2 separate regions of the Homo sapiens genome follow, and region 1 is linked to region 2. The links are chromatin loops, found by intact Hi-C in ENCODE. Cell type or tissue: CD14-positive monocyte. All regions are shown on one strand.

Region 1 (8,000 bases), 200 kb after region 2:
AATTCTGGTAACTCCTGCAGCCAACTCTTCCTATTAATTTTTTTAAAAAAAATTGCTCATTGAGTAATCCACGTTTTTGTTAGGAAGTTGAAATGGAAATGACAAAATCCTAGCAGTTTTCTTTTATAGCACAATTCATAGTATCCATTATTTTCCAAGCAGCAAATGAAAATGTCAAAAACATTCTTGCTGTAGATATTTAGTTGTTTTCTGCCACATTAATGAAAGGAAAATATTGCACTTTGAATTGGTTAATTACCATGAATCCTTCTGCAAAGGGCTCCTGCTTGCAGAATTAAGCCAGCTTTAGTTGGCACACTGCCCTAATATTCATGGAGACTAGACTATAGGCTCCACTGTACTCAAGAGACATTTAGTTTTTGGCATCATTCGTCAGCTTACAAATCATCAGTCCTAACTACTATAGACATTCAACTGTTTGAAATAAACAGGGCAGAAAGCACCTGCATTTAATGGGGAGGTACCACATTCTGCTTCTTTGAAATTTTAAGAGCTAGACTTAGAACACAGAATGAACAAGAATACCCTGATTTATATAGCTTCTAGAAACTAGAGGTGCTTTAACAAAAATCCTCTGGTAATAAAGCTAGTCCAAGGAAATCCTCGTAGAAGAAGGCAACTTCAAGCAAGGGGGAACTTGGAGAAGTTATTTTTCTTCAGTACTAGGCCAGGGTTCATAAAGCTATTTCAGGTTTAGGCCTCTCAGGAGTTCATACATAGACTTCGTTCCACCCTACTTCCTAGGATTTGAAGTTAAAAGGTGCTGATTTGCCGGTTTCAAAACCTCATTAAGTAACCACTGCAGTATTCAAGCCCAACCCTATCTCTCCTTTCACCCTTCTTCATGTGATGCGCTTACCTGCAGAAACCACAAGACCTGAATGCCCTCTCTCCATGTCAGATGGCATATTAAATATATTTCCTTAAAATTGGATAGGGAAATGCTTCTCAATTTTTTGAAAAATATATTCTACCAGGCCTTCTATATGGGAAAGAATGGGTAGAGAGACAGAGATGAAAAAAACTAATGACGTATATATTTTCTTTTTCCTCTCCCTAAATAAAATGGAAAAAAAGAAGACCTTGAATAAAGACAGAAACATACTGATAAACCTAAGAATACAAGCTGGCCATCTCCAAGATGTTCTCCATATGATCGTAAATAAGCACCTCAGGCTCCAGTGTGTCACCTCCTCAGAGTCTTGCATCAGGGAATGGGAATAACACAGAAGCCGACAGTTGATCCTAAAAAAGGTCATTCAAAACCAACTACAATGTTCATATACTTTCACATTTAAGTATTATGGCAAATGCAAAATTAGCAAGCAGTGTTTTTTAGAACTGACGAAATGACCTGTACAAATCCTCAGTCAAAAATACTTACACGACATTAGACTTCAGTCTTGAAGAACTTGATACAGTAAGTCTATATCTATCTTTAAATAAATTGGAGCTAGGTCAAGAGGACAACAGAGATGCTTAAAGGGTCTAGAAACCATGAAAAATATGGTGTAAAAACAGAAAGAAGGTAGAAAAAGAAAAAGAAAGAACAGATGGGACAAAGAAAGAACAAATGGCAAGATGACAAAAGGAACCATATCAAAAATAATAGTAGTAAATGCCAATGATCTAAATACTCCAATTAAAAATTAAAAGGCAGAGGTTAATAGACTCCTAAAAAAGCAAGACACAACAACATGCTGCCTGTGAGAAATATACATTAAATATAGACACATATAAGTTAAAAGCAAAAGGACAGAAAAAGATATACCACACTAATACCAGTCAAAAGAAATCTAGAGTGGCTATACTGTATCAGAAAGAAAGTTGATTTCAGAACAGAACTATTATTAGGAATACAGAGAATAATTTCATAATGATAAAGTGATCAATTCATCAAGACGACATAATAATTTTAAATGATTATGCACCAAATAACAGAGCTCAAAATATATGAATCAAAAACTGACAGAAACCAAGATTTATAATATTCTGGCCATAAAACAAGTCTGAAATTTAAAATGATTCAAGCTATAACAGTATGTTATCTGCTCACAATTGAACTGAATTAGAAAACAGTAACAGAAAGGTCTCTAGAATATCCCCAAATATTTTGGAGATAAGTATGAAACTTCTAAATAAACCAAAGGGTCAAAGAAGAAACAAAAACGGGGATTAGAAAGTATTTTAAACTGAACGAAATTAAAAAAAATAAAAATAAAAATTTGTAGTAAGCCACTAAAACAGTACTTATAGGGAAATTTATACTACTAAATATCTATATTAGAAAATAAGAAAGGTCTTAACTTAATAGCCTCTGCTTCCACCCTGAGAAATCAGTACAAGAGTAAATCAAGCCTCAAGTAATGAGAAGAGAGAAAGTAAGGATCATGGTCAAATTCATTGAAATAGAAAACAGAATAATAGAAAAAAATCAGTGAAAACAAAATCTCATTCTTTGAAATGGTCAACAAAACTGATAAACCTCTAGACAGACTGATCTGAAATTAAAAGATATAAATTAGCAATTCCAGGAAGGAGAGGTGGCATCGTTACAGAATCTATAGATAATATGGGAATATTTTAACAACTTTATGCCAATAAGTTTGAGAATTTAATAGCAGAAGTAATCAATTCCTTGAAAGACTCAAATTACCTAAGCTCACTCAAGAAGAAACAAATAATGTGATATATGTATTAAAGAAATTGAATTTGTAATTCAAAAACCTTCCCACAAGGAAAACTCCGGCTCAAATGACTTCTACCAAACATTTAAAGAATAAACAATACTAACAATACTAACATGTTTCCCATACACTGCAGAGGAGAGAATACTTCCCAACCTAGGCTATGAGACCAGCATTACTTTAATACACATGGAGATATTACAAGAAAAGGAAACCACACACCAATACTTCTCATGTACATAAATGTAAAAATCTTAAACCGTTAAATCTAATATTCATAAAGGATAATACATCAGAACTACGTAGAGTCAGTCTCAGGATCTGAAAGTTTGTTTAGGGTTTCGGACCACCTTAAATGTAATCTACCATACTAAGAAACTGAAAAAGAAAAACTTAACAATCATCTAAATAGGCACCTAAAAGTATTTAACAAATTCTAACATCCATTGCTGATAAAAACTCTCAGAAAAGTAGCAATAAAAGAATTTTTTCCATCTATTAAAGAAATCTATTAACAACTTGTAGTTAACATCATATTTAAAGATGAAAAATTAAGTATTTCTTCTCTATGATCGGGAACAAGACAGAGATGTCTGCTTTCATCACTTCTATTCAATACTGTGCTGGACGTTCTAGCTAGTGCTATCAGCAAAATAAAACAAACAAAAAGTATCTAGATTTTAAAGAAAGAAATAAAATTCTATTCAGACAATATGATCATCTAGACAGAAAGTTAGCATCTATAAAATCACTACAAGAACTAGTGAGTTTAGCAAGGTTGCAAGATACAAAATCAATATTTAAATCCATTGTATATCATCTACTTACTAGTTATTAAAACCTAAAAGCTGCAATTAAAAAAATAAATTTATAATAGCATCCACAAACACAAAATACTTAGGAATAAATCTGACAAAAGATGTGCAAGATCTATACACTGAAAACTACAAAAATACTTCTAAAAGAAATTAGAGGGCTAAGTAAAGAGGTATAACTTGTTCATGGGTTACATGACCCAATATTGTTAACATGTCAAGTCTTGCTAAATTCATTTAAAGATCTAATGCAATCCAAATCCCAAATCCCAATAGGCTTTTTCACAGAAATTGACAAGTTAACTCTAAAATTCATATGGAAATCCAAAGGACTTAGAATAGCAAAAACACCTTTGATAAAGAAAAAGTAAAAAGGAGAGCTAACACTACCTGATTTGAAGACTTACTGTAAGTGTGCAATAACTAAGACAGTATGTTACTGGGGTAAAAACAAACAAACACACCAATGAAATGGAATACAGAATTTCAAAACTGACCCATATATAAATGATAACCAATTGTCAAGAAAGATGCAAAGGCATCCAAGTAAAGAAAGAAGTTTAACAAGTATTGTTGGAACAAATGGATATCCATATTTTCAAAAATGAACTTTGGTCCACAGCTAACACCATACACAAAATTAACTAAAAATGAATTGCAGGGTATAGGCTAACAACTCTGAAGCTGCTTTATATGTATACTGGGTTTGTACAACCAAGTAAATGGATGATGGAAGCCATGTTTCTCATTGTTGGATAGAGACATTAATGATAATAAACCGCACTAAAATGAATTACATGGTATGAGATTAGAGTCAGAGACACCAGTATGAACGCATATTTAGTTTAATATATATACAAATGGACAGCTACAGAATTGAGAGAGAGAGAGAGAGAGAGAGATCCATGGGTTAGCACATTTACATATGTTTCCTGGTTCTGTCTGCCAAGCAAACCTAGACACAGTGACACCCTGTGGCAACAACCAGCATATCCAGTGTCCAGGTCTTAATTTCTATATAATAAGCTCTAAAAACAAGAACCAAGACTCCTTTGAGAAACGGATGATTCTGGCGCTGGGGCATAGAAAATAAAAGACTCGGGCATCTTGTAGTATCAAAAAATAAAATGTGCTCAACAAAAAAGGTGGAGGGTAACAAGTTAAGGAGACACAGGAGCCAACCTAAAAGAGCTCTCAATGGCCAAAGCTGGAACGAGTAACAAAATAACGTAGTATTTGAATGTAATGTGAAGTATAAAATGAGGCCATACTGATAAATGATTGGAGAAATAAATGGGAGAGAAGAGATAAATATTTTTATAGAAGAATTTCAAAGAACTTATGTAAATACCCACACCTCTAGGAGATAGGACATAAAACCCTCTATAAAACTCTATAAAACCCTCCCCTCCTTGGGCATAGGCTATAATTAGTGACTTGCTTCCAAAAAACAGAATATAGAAAGAGTGAAAAGAATGAACTTTACCAGCCGGGCATGGTGGCTCACACCTGTAATCCCAGCACTTTGGGTGGTCCAGGCGGGCAGATCACCTGAGGTCAGGAGTTCGAGACCAGCCTGGTCAACATGGTGAAACCCTGTCTCTATTAAAAATACAAAAATTAGCCAGGCGTGGTGGCACGCACCTGTAATCCCAGCTACTTGGGAGGCTGAGGCAGGAGAAACGCTTGAACCCGGGAGACAGAGGTTGCAATGAGCTGAGATCACACCATTGCACTCCAGCCTGGGCAACAAGAGCAAGACTCAATCTCAAAAATAAATAAATAAATAAATGACTTTACCATAGAGTAACCTGGCTAATATTACCTTAGGTAATCAAGGTTAAGCAACATCAATGATAAGCGTATATTGATACCATATGATGTGATGAGAAAGGCACCTCTCCCAAAAAAAAATCAGAACCCCTGTGTAATCAAGAAAAGGACATCAAAAAAACAAAATTGAAGGATACTCCAAAAAGTATCTGGCCAGTACTGCTCAAAACTGTCAAGGTCATAAAAAAATAAGGGAAGACAGAAAAGCCATCAAGGATCAGAGCTAAGGAGACACAAAAACTAAACAAAATGTAGAATCCTGGAACAGAAACAGATATTAGTGGAAAAACTGATGAAATCCAAATAAAGTCTGAAGTATAGCCAATAGTAATATACCCCCTGGTTGCCTAGTTGTAACAAATATATCATGCTTATTTAAAACGTTCACAAAAGGAGAAAAGGAATGGGGGTATATGGGAACCTCTGTACTACCTCTGCAACTTCTCTGCCAATCTAAAATTATTCCAAAGTAAAAAGTTTATTATAAAAATGGATTATAGACCTAAGTGTAAAACATAAAGCTTCTGGAAGAAGACATAAACATATTTTTGGCATTTATTTTGGCAAAATTTATTAGTTATAATGCTAATAGCACAATCCATAAAAGATAAAATTAATAAATTAGACTTAATCAAAATTAAAATTTTCTGCTCTTTGAAAGACACTGTACAGGAATGAAGAAAAAAAGCAGGCTAGGCTCTGCAAACATATATCCAATAAACGTCTTACATCCATAAATGTAAAGAACTCTCAAAACTCAATAATAAACAACCTGATTAAAAGTGAGCAAAAGATTTGGACAGTCACTCAAGAAGATATAAAGTGACAAATAAGCACAAAAAAAGATACTCAACATCATTAATCATTAAGAAGGTACAAATTAATACCACAGAAAGAAACCACTACACATCCATTAGAATGGCTAACATTTTATTTTCTTCAACTTTTAAGTTCAGCGGTATATGTGCAGGATGTGCAGGTTTGTTACATAGGTAAATGTGTGTCATGATGGTTTGGTGCACAGATCATCCCATCACCTAGATATTAAGCCCAGCATCCATTAGCTATTCTTCCTGATGCCCTGCCTCCTACCACCAACCCTCTCCAACAGGCCCCAGTGAATGTTGTTCCCCTCCATGTGTCCATGCGTTCTCATCATTCAGCTCCCACTTACAAGGGAAAAGATGTGGTGTTTGGTTTTCTGTTCCTGTGTTAGTTTGCTGAGGATAACGGCTTCCAACTCCATTCATGTCCCTGTAAAGGACATGATCTCATTCCTTTTTATGGCTGCATAATATTACATGGTGTATATGCACCACATTTTCTTTATCCAGTCTATCATTGATGGGCATTTGGGTTGATTCCATGGCTTTGCTATTGTGAATAGTGCTGCAATAAATATACACATGCGTGTATCTTTATAATAGAATGATTTATATTCCCTTGGCTATATACCCAGTAGTGGGGTTGCTGAGTCAAATGGTATTTCTGCCTCTAAGTCTTTGAGGAATTGCCACATGGTCTTCCACAATGGTTGAACTAATTTACACTCCCACCAACGATGTAAAAGTATTCCTTTTTCTCCGCAACCTTGCCAGCAGCTGTTTTTTGACTTTTTAATAATAGAATGGCTAAAATTTTAAAAACTGACCACATCAACTGTTGGTAAGGATGTAGAGAAACTGGAATTCTCATACAATGCTGGTTGGAATTTAAAACAGTGCAAACAGTCTGTGTAACAGTTTGGGAGTTTCTTAAAAATTGAAATACATACCTACCATATCACCTAACCAATTCTACTCCTAGGGATTTATCCAAAGAAAGCATTTGTCCAAAATCATGTACATCGATAGTCATAAGAGCTTTAATCATGATAATCAATAAATAGACATAATTCAATTATCTACCAACAGGTGAATATATAAACTCATTGTGGTATATCCATGTGATGAAATACTACTCATCAATAAAAAGGAATGAACTACCATTACAGGCAACAATATAGATGAATTTCAAAATAATTCTGCTAAGTGAAAGAAGCCACACAGAAAGAATGCACACTGTATTATTTTATTATTATAAAGTTCTGGAAAATGTAAACTAATACATAGTGACAGAAAACAGAAGAAAAATTGCAAGGGTAGGGAGGGATAGATCTTGGTGGGGCAGGGAGAGGCAAGAGAAAGAGAATAGGGACACAGGGAAACTTCTGGGGCGATAGTATATACACTATCTTGATTGTACTGTTAGTTTCACAGCTATATACTACATCAGAACTTATCAAATTAAAAGTTAACTATATGCAGTTTATTGTATGCCAAATATACCACAACAAAGCTGTTTTTCACAAAATCAACGACTGGCAAAACTGGGAATACACTAAACCTAGAAATGAGAAGCCTCAAAAAAGGAATCCTGGCATTTGCCAAACAGCTGATGGCACAGCAAGTAAAATGCTGATTAGATTTGGTCTGTGTGGCTTCAGGAGAGAATCAGTACCCACAGAGGAGAAATTAAAAGGAAGCTGTATCAGCTACACCAATGGAATATACTGACAATTGAAGCTGTCTGAACATGGAATGGACTGCTTTGTAACATAAAGCTTTTTCTCAGTCACAGAAAGAGTTGAAGCAGAAACTCAAAT
Region 2 (8,000 bases):
AACATGATAATCAGCAACAGATAGTCCACATATGTGAAAATGTTAACCAGAAAAGACTACTCACTTGAGGGTCATCAGGTACCTTGGAGACCAGTTCTGCCAGCAAATGGTAACTTTAGATAAACAAATGTAGGGGAGAAAATATGTATTTGTATATGTATACATTTTGCCAGTTTCTGTGAATGAATCATTTGCTCTAGGAAAGAAGATTTTTAAGCTGTCACAGGCCCAAAGAACAAATGATTATAAACTTTTCTGAAATAGTTTCTATCTTGTGGCTGGAATAAGATATCTCTTTGGGAAGCAACCTTTTAACTTGCTTAAATTCTATACATTATCCTTTCTCTCCACTTCACAAGTACTTACAAAACCTTTCATTCATTTCTACTATTTAAGATTTAATTCAAGTCTAGCTATGACTGTCTAGTTAGAACTAATTATGTTTATGCTTCTTCTCTAATGTTCCCATTTTCTTTTCTAATTGACTTGTTTTCCCACTCTATTTTGTTGTTTGTGTTTTTCAAAGCATTGAATTAGTTTGCCTTTGATTACCACTTTGGCTACATACCAAAGAATGCTGTTGGATTCTTTGTAATTCCATGAATCATTTGACTCAACATTCAAAAATTGTTTGCAGAGTATTCTTCCAGTAGCAGTACAGTATTATCAATGCCTTCATATGTCTTTTTTTATCTGTTTTATCAATTTCAACTTTATCTTTGTATGGTCCAAAAAATGATGATCTAATTATATACATTATTACTTGGATAGTCAATGCAGAATTGGTATTTAAAAATCTAATCCAGAGTAGAAGGCAATCAAATACTTATCAGATATTTACATATTTATGGAAAGGGGAAGGAGATGGAACTAACAAAGATCAGGAACCTACTATGTGCCTGTCTGCCTGCCTATCTACTCTACTTACCTACCTAAATTAATCTTCACAAAAGCCCTATGAAAAAATGTCCTTATGCTTATTTTGTTGAGGAGAAAACTAAGACTCAAGCAAGGATATTATATATAACTTTCCCAGGGTGCAAAGATATTAAATGGGAAATATAGAATTTAAATACAGGAGTGGAGCACAGCATGGGCGGAACAACATAAGAAGTGGAGCCAGCCTGACCTGGGTTTGAATCACAACTCTACCACTATCCCACGCCTGAGCCCATGAGGTCAAGGCTGCAGTGAGCTGTGATTGTGCCACTGCACTCCAGCTTGGGTGACAGAGCAAGACCCTGTCTCAAAAAAAAAAAAAAAAAATTGTGTGCTCCCAGACAAGTTAAACTCTTTGAGCCTTAGACTTCCCAATATATGAACAGACAGTTCACAACGTGAGGACTGAATTTGTTCGTGTTTGCAGAGGGACCTAGAACAGTGCTTCTACCGTGTCACATTATCTTTAAAACTCAATTTTCAAATACTATCGATAAAACAGTAAAATTCCATTTAATAATAAGGTCATAAGATGGTGATTTTAAAATGAAATAAATGCCTCTAGCTAAGTGGGATTCCAGGAAGCACAGTCTAAGAATGGAAGGGTAAAGTGGGCTTTGACGTCAGGTTGACACTGTAAACTCAAACTAGGACTGGAGCTGGAAGTCGGTTTATGCACTGATCAAGCCATTTATGATTCAAGCCAGCAAATACCATGAGAAGGGCTGGCCTGAGAAGGGATGAAGTGCTTGTGTGTGCATGTGTTTGCTGGAATGGGGGTGATTACACAACTGGAAATAGCTGATGAACTTAGATGAGTTATCAGCATGTAAACCTTGGCCTAACCCGAGTGTTTCTCTCTGTTCTTCAAAGAAGTCAATGAAGAAATAGGCCCTTTAAAGCCCTTTTTAGAGAATCAGGAAGATTGTTCACACGCAGATTTGGAACTTCCTGACTCAATGCTTCTCTTTTCAGCATTCCATACTTAACTTGAACTTTGCAACATTCTGAATTTTACAAATAATATATAGCTCTGCAATTTCCTGTGATTTCAATTCTATTAACGTTACTTAATAAAAGTGATCAGTCCGAGGCAGGCGGATCACGTGAGGTCGGGAGTTTGACACCAGCCTGACCGACATGGAGAAACCCCGTCTCTACTAAAAATACAAATACAAAATTAGCTGGGCGTGGTTGCGCATGCCTATAATCCCAGCTACTCGGGAGGCTGAGGCAGGAGAATCGCTTGAACCCGGGAGGCAGAGGCTGTGTCATAGTGAGCCGAGATCACCATTGCACTCCAGCCTGGGCAACAAGAGCAAAATTCCATCTCAAAGAAAAAAAAAAAAAACAGAGATAATAAAACTGATTCAAAAAAGGTAGGTAATGGCAGCTATTCTGGATGTTTTTGATGGTGAAAAGAAACATCTTGAAATTTCAATATAAGGAGTCCAGAGCATTATTATTTTCCTTAAATGTCTCCCAAACAAGAACCAAATAAATCAAAGCATTCTGCATTTAGCACTGATACATGGTTTTGCAAGCGAGGAAAAGGTTGCTGACTTTAATTTCTAGTTTTATAATATTTGCAAGGATTAACAACATTCCATTTGGTAAAACCTTGTGTTCCTTGGTTACTTTTCTTTGTATGTGTATGTGTACTTTTCTATGTATCTTTAAATAGTTTTTATTGAAACCTGCTAAGAAGGCCAAGATCTCTGGCAGTTTGCTCCACACGTGGGCAAATCCTGCCCGCAGTGGCTGTTGGTCTTGCTGTTGTGGGCTAGACAGCTATCCTGGCAATGTGTGCTACTGGCCAATCTGTAAACAGGGCAGCATGATTCTAACTGTTCCGGCTTTTCTGCCTGCCTTGGGGACATAGCAACAGGTGTACCTAATTGTGTTTAAATGTCTAAGACACACTTACAAGTGAGTGTGCAGGCGGTGAAGTGTTCAGATTACAATATTGGCCTTAGTTGCCTTTGAAGAGAAAAGTAGCCTCAAAAACAGGAGCATTTAACACCACCATTAAGGCCAAAGCAAGAGGGGCCTTTGGCCCAAGACCCACACTATGGAGAACTCTGCTTTGTGTTTTCCATTGCCAGTCCCTTTCCTACAGTGTAAGGAGTCCACAGAGCCAGCTGGATGTGACTTCTTGGAGCCTGTGCTTCCCTCCCTCCTCCCATACCACCTCTTCTTATCTGAGACCCTAGAATTCCCTGCCCCGTGGCTCTGAGTTCCCTTCCAGGCCCTGGCAGTTCTCTTCTCCAACTCTACCATTCAGAGGCATGAAGAGACAGCCAAAAAGGGGCAGCTGTTTGCAAAAGGTAGACAAAACTTGAAGACTGGGCTGAGGTGTCCACAAATCTGAGCACAAAGCTGTTCATAATATAAGATGGGGAGTGATGAAGCAGTCTAGGGCCAGAGGCTGGCGACACGGGCTGGCTATGTCTATGTCAATATTTTCTGGTATGGAACTCAGGGGAGACAGAATTTCAAATCCAAACTCAGCCTTCCAAGTTGTTATCAAGACATATTTGTCAAGGTAGGTGGATAGAACAGATTTTATTTATAGTCTGATTCATAACTTTTAAAATATTTAGACACATGGTATCCTGGGCCCTGTAAATTGCAGGGTTGGGCCAGGCAGCATATCCTTTATGCAAGTAAAACTATTGGGGAAATAGAACGAACCTTGCTCCTAATTTAACACTGGCTCCCCTTGAAAACACCTATATTATTTAATAGGAAAGCATAGCATTAATTTATTCTATCAGAGGACTATATCTTAATTTTGATTATACCACTTCTCTTTTCTGGAAATCATTAACTGGAGAGACAATCAGAGTGGCAGTGTAGAAACATGTTCCCTTTGTACTAAGAAAACCTTCACAACAAGCATCAATCAGGTTTGAAGTGCTTGTATTATCATCACATAAGGCCCATATTCTTGCAGAGAATCTCTAATTTTTATGACATTTTATGGTAGTATATTTTATACAAGGATGGTATAAAGAAAGAAAACAATTCCTGTGAGTTTAGGAATTTGCCTATCCCAAACAAGAGTTATTTATTTATCAGGGGGGCCAGCAACCACTATCTTCACCTGTGGTTGAGAGCAAAACCACCATAAAGACAGTGTCAAAGCCAAGAGCCACTTGGGCTAGGCACAGGATGACAGAGTGTGGCAAAGTGGCCAGTAGGTGGCACCGTCATGCTTACTCTATGCCAGGGAATCTTTTTCTCTGGTTGGGTCTGCCCAAATAGCTGCAGTGCTACCTGACAAACTCTTTACTAAACAAATAACTTAGCGGTGGACTTTGCTGAAGAGGACTGTGTGCTGAGATTTCTTTCCTGATGTCTACAGTGACCATTTTAGTCCTTGAAATATTTTAAAAAGTCTTCAACTTCTATTTTGGTTTATTTCCCCACTTCTAAGCTCTTTAGGGAAATTGCTGTCGTAAGCACCCACAAAAGTCCAACTTCATAGTATTTCTCTGAAATAGTATTGACAGGCACTTTCTAAGGAGAAGGTACACTTTTTGGTCTAGGAGTTTTTTGTTTTTTTTTTTTTTGCCCAGAGTAAAGAAATCTAATGTATCAATCATGAAATCCAAGAAGACGTCCTATCAATTGGTAGTCTGTCCTTTGTACTTCCTTCCTTGAGTATTTTTAGGGTACCTATTGCATGATTATGTTTAGATCACAGTTATAAGCAAATTTTCTCCATTCCCTGAAGAGGATGAGAGGAGAGGTTATAGCCCAGAGCCAGCAGGGAAGAAAGCCACGCATAGGAAGCTAATGAGCAGGGATCCCAGAGAGAAAGAACCGCAGCCCTGGGCTGCTGAGTCAACAGATTCCTTTCTCAAATCCAAGAAGAGAAATGAACAGAATGACAAACCAGGAACAAGGAAGAAAAAATGGGACACGGAGCCAATTCTCTGGAACTTTGGGGTCACTTCTATAATTTATTTTCAAGTTGTCAGAAATTGTGCTAATGTAGATGAGCAGATTTACAACTAAAACCAAACTACGACTTCTTTAAAAAAATGTTTGATTTAGGTCTGGTCTCAGGATGGGTGTACAGGAGCTGTAGGGTGTAATTTGTTCTTTTCCGGCAGATTTAGTTTTCCAAATGCAATTTGCTTAGACTAATATTCCATTTAGTTTTCATATTCTAAATATCTACTAACAAAAAGTGCAAGGGGAAAAGATGGCAAGCGTATTAAGAGGCATCCTGTAAGGCAGAGGAAAAAAAACTCTGAAACAAAGTAATAAAAACTTTTAAGCTAGGCACCTGGCTTGTGATTGTCAGAGAGAAAATGTGTGTCTATGTGTTTGTGTGTTTGGGGGAGTTGCACATAATCCCTATTTTGAAACTATAATAATTTATATGGTGAAAAACTGAAAGATAGATTAAGCCCATCCCATTTGACTATTTGAAGTGAGGCAGTCCTACTTTCTAAAGTTAGTTCTACCACTTGCTAGTTTTGATTTGGGGCAACTTTCAATTTCTCTTTTCCTCACTGGTGAAATAGGGATACTGAGACATCTTTTGCAAGGTTTCAATCAGTATCAAATAAGAATGTAAGACATCTAGAATAGGGATTGGCACAAGGCCTGCCCTCAATTGGAAAAATACTAATATAGTAAATAATAAGCTTCACTCTAAATAACAATCAACAGTATAATTTTTGACAAGTATTCCTTACATTTTCTAAGCCACTACTCTTCCATGATTGTTTTTTTTTTTCCTGCAAACTATCTCGACTTGTGATAATATTCTTTGCTTTTAAAATACTGTTGTAACAAGTCTATTGTTCAACAGGCACATTTAAAGTGTATTCCCTAGTCACACTAGCACAATGCTTGCTAAAATTTGTTTTTCTTTGGTTTGATTTTACTTTAAGCACCAATATTTGTTTACTATGAATGTAATTCTACTTCCACCAAATGGAATTCTTTCACTGAGCTTTTATCCCAAAAGCTTACATGTTCAATTATTATTGCTCTTCTTCAGTTTCTAGGTTTTGAAGATTTTTTTCCTTCCAAAAAAATTAACTGAGTATATCAATTTTGATGAATCCAAGACATTTTTCTTTTGATGTTAAATTGTTACAGGTTAAATTTTTCTCTATTACTGAAATATTATCTTTTCTATATTGATATTCGCAATTGAACACTTAAAGACTCTACTGGTTTCTCTTTATTTGAAAATGGCTAAAGAGGTGGCTTAGACATAATATTAAGTATAATTAAATTATGATTAAAAGAATTGATATATTTAATAGATTATTAAAAGGTTTGTAACAAAATCATTTTATGAAGCAATCAAAATTTCAAAGATTCAGTGAATATATTAATGGACTATGTATGTTTTAAAGAGATAAAGCAGAAAGATTCTAAACAGCCATAACATTTGAATAAAAGGACATTTTTCTGCTCAATTTGTCTGGTCAGAGTTGTATGGAAAGCTTTATGATTTTTAAAATTGTTTATTTAACAGGTATGTAAACAGATGCAACTCATTTATTTTATTTTATTCTTACTCTTAAAATTTCACCACTGCCAGAAAGCTTGTGGACAAATTTATAATATTTAAATGAAAATTTAAAAATTATATAAATTTTAGCAATAAATAAATTGTTTCCTTTTTATCATTTAGGCAAAAAAAAAAAACTCTAGAATTGCATATGCTTTAAATAATTTACTAGGCAGTATTAATGTAGTAGCATACTGACATTTACAGGAAAACTTCTTGGGACTGTGAAGCTGTTTCCAGCTTAGGGGAGTCCATTGTATAGCAGTCTTTATTTCAAAACACCAACAACATTTATAACATTGAAATGACAGCATTAAAGTCAATTTAAAAGTAATAGTTTGTATGCTTGTATATATCTTGTTTATATGTAAAACGGGTTGTTCTTTCCTGCCTGCCTGCTCAAATAATGTAAGTAATGTTAATTTTAAAACTCAGTAAAACTGAGTTCACATTATTGAAAAGATACATTCATTGTTCTTAAGTCACCTTAAAAGGAAAGTCTTTTTGCTTGCTTATGAAACTATTTAACTGACACCTTTTCCAAAGCAAGCACCTGTAAAGGCAAAACAAATACCCAGCAAAGTTTGTGACTATTTTGCAGGTTTGCCCTTGAAATTGTTCCTACTCCAATCCTACTCCAATCTGTAGCAGGTCATAAGCATGGCAGATTAACAGCAAGGACTTTGGTGCCAGACTGCGTGGTTTCAGAACCTGATTTCACAATTTAGTGGTTGTGTGACCTTGGGCAAGTTACTTTTTGGTTCTGTGTCTCATTTCTTCTTCTTTTTTTCTATTTTTATTATTTTTTTTTTTTGAGATGGAGTCCCGCTTTGTCGCCCAGGCTGGAGTGCAGTGGCGTGACCTTGTCTCACTGCAACCTCCACCTCCTGGGTTCAAGCAATTCTCCTGGTCTCAGCCTCCCGAGTAGCTGGGACTACAGGCACATGCCACCACGCCCGCCTAATTTTTTTTGTATTTTTAGTAGAGACAGGGTTTCACCATATTGGTTAGGCTGGTCTCAAACTCCTGACCTCAGGTGATCCACCCGCCTTGTCCTCCCAAAGTGCTGGGATTACAGGTGTGAGCCACCAAGCCCGGCCTCTTATTTCATCATTTGTAACACAGGTGTAATAATAGTATCCACTTATAGATCTGTGGTGAGTTATTAACATATATATATGGCACTTCGAACTGTACCTGGCACACAACTGCTATGTAGGTGTTAGCTTCACTTGAAATTTTGACTTTTTATCCTAATTCAATTTTTCCTCTTGTCTGTTGCATTTGACAGTGTTTATTTGGTCTCCCTGGTGCTTGAACGTTAGGTTTCTCAGGAAAACTTCCCCTTGGCTGTGCTCTCACCCACCTCTGTCAGGGCCTGTGCACATTCCCCTGTGCCTGGGGTGTTTTTCACCCCTTACCTTCAGATTCTCTCTTCACAGAGTTAACATCTTTTGTCCTTTAGTTCTTACCTCAAACATCACTTCCTTGGGAAAGACTTCCCTGGTCCTCCCAGGCT

What was found. Peaks named below come from ENCODE experiments on the same cell type or tissue, not always from the same donor. Only the 100,000 strongest peaks of a DNase experiment are listed, where the experiment ranks them.
Region 1: it touches region 2 in a loop (11-fold over the local background); 59 of 110 quality-filtered maps call a loop at or near these places.

The regions. Positions count from the first base shown.
Region 1 is chr9:3,436,908-3,444,907 of GRCh38, forward strand. All of the region lies in intron 1 of RFX3 (regulatory factor X3), which reads right to left. Among named protein-coding and RNA genes, the nearest start is that of RFX3, 85 kb to the right of the region's middle. In CD14-positive monocyte, CTCF peaks have their summits at 4,508 (motif pointing left) and 4,709; a DNase peak (open chromatin) is centred at 4,494.
Region 2 is chr9:3,236,725-3,244,724 of GRCh38, forward strand. All of the region lies in intron 15 of RFX3 (regulatory factor X3), which reads right to left. Among named protein-coding and RNA genes, the nearest start is that of LINC01231, 59 kb to the left of the region's middle. In CD14-positive monocyte, CTCF peaks have their summits at 4,166 (motif pointing right) and 4,377; DNase peaks (open chromatin) are centred at 4,147 and 7,187; H3K4me3 peaks cover 871 bases; H3K27ac peaks cover 1,691 bases.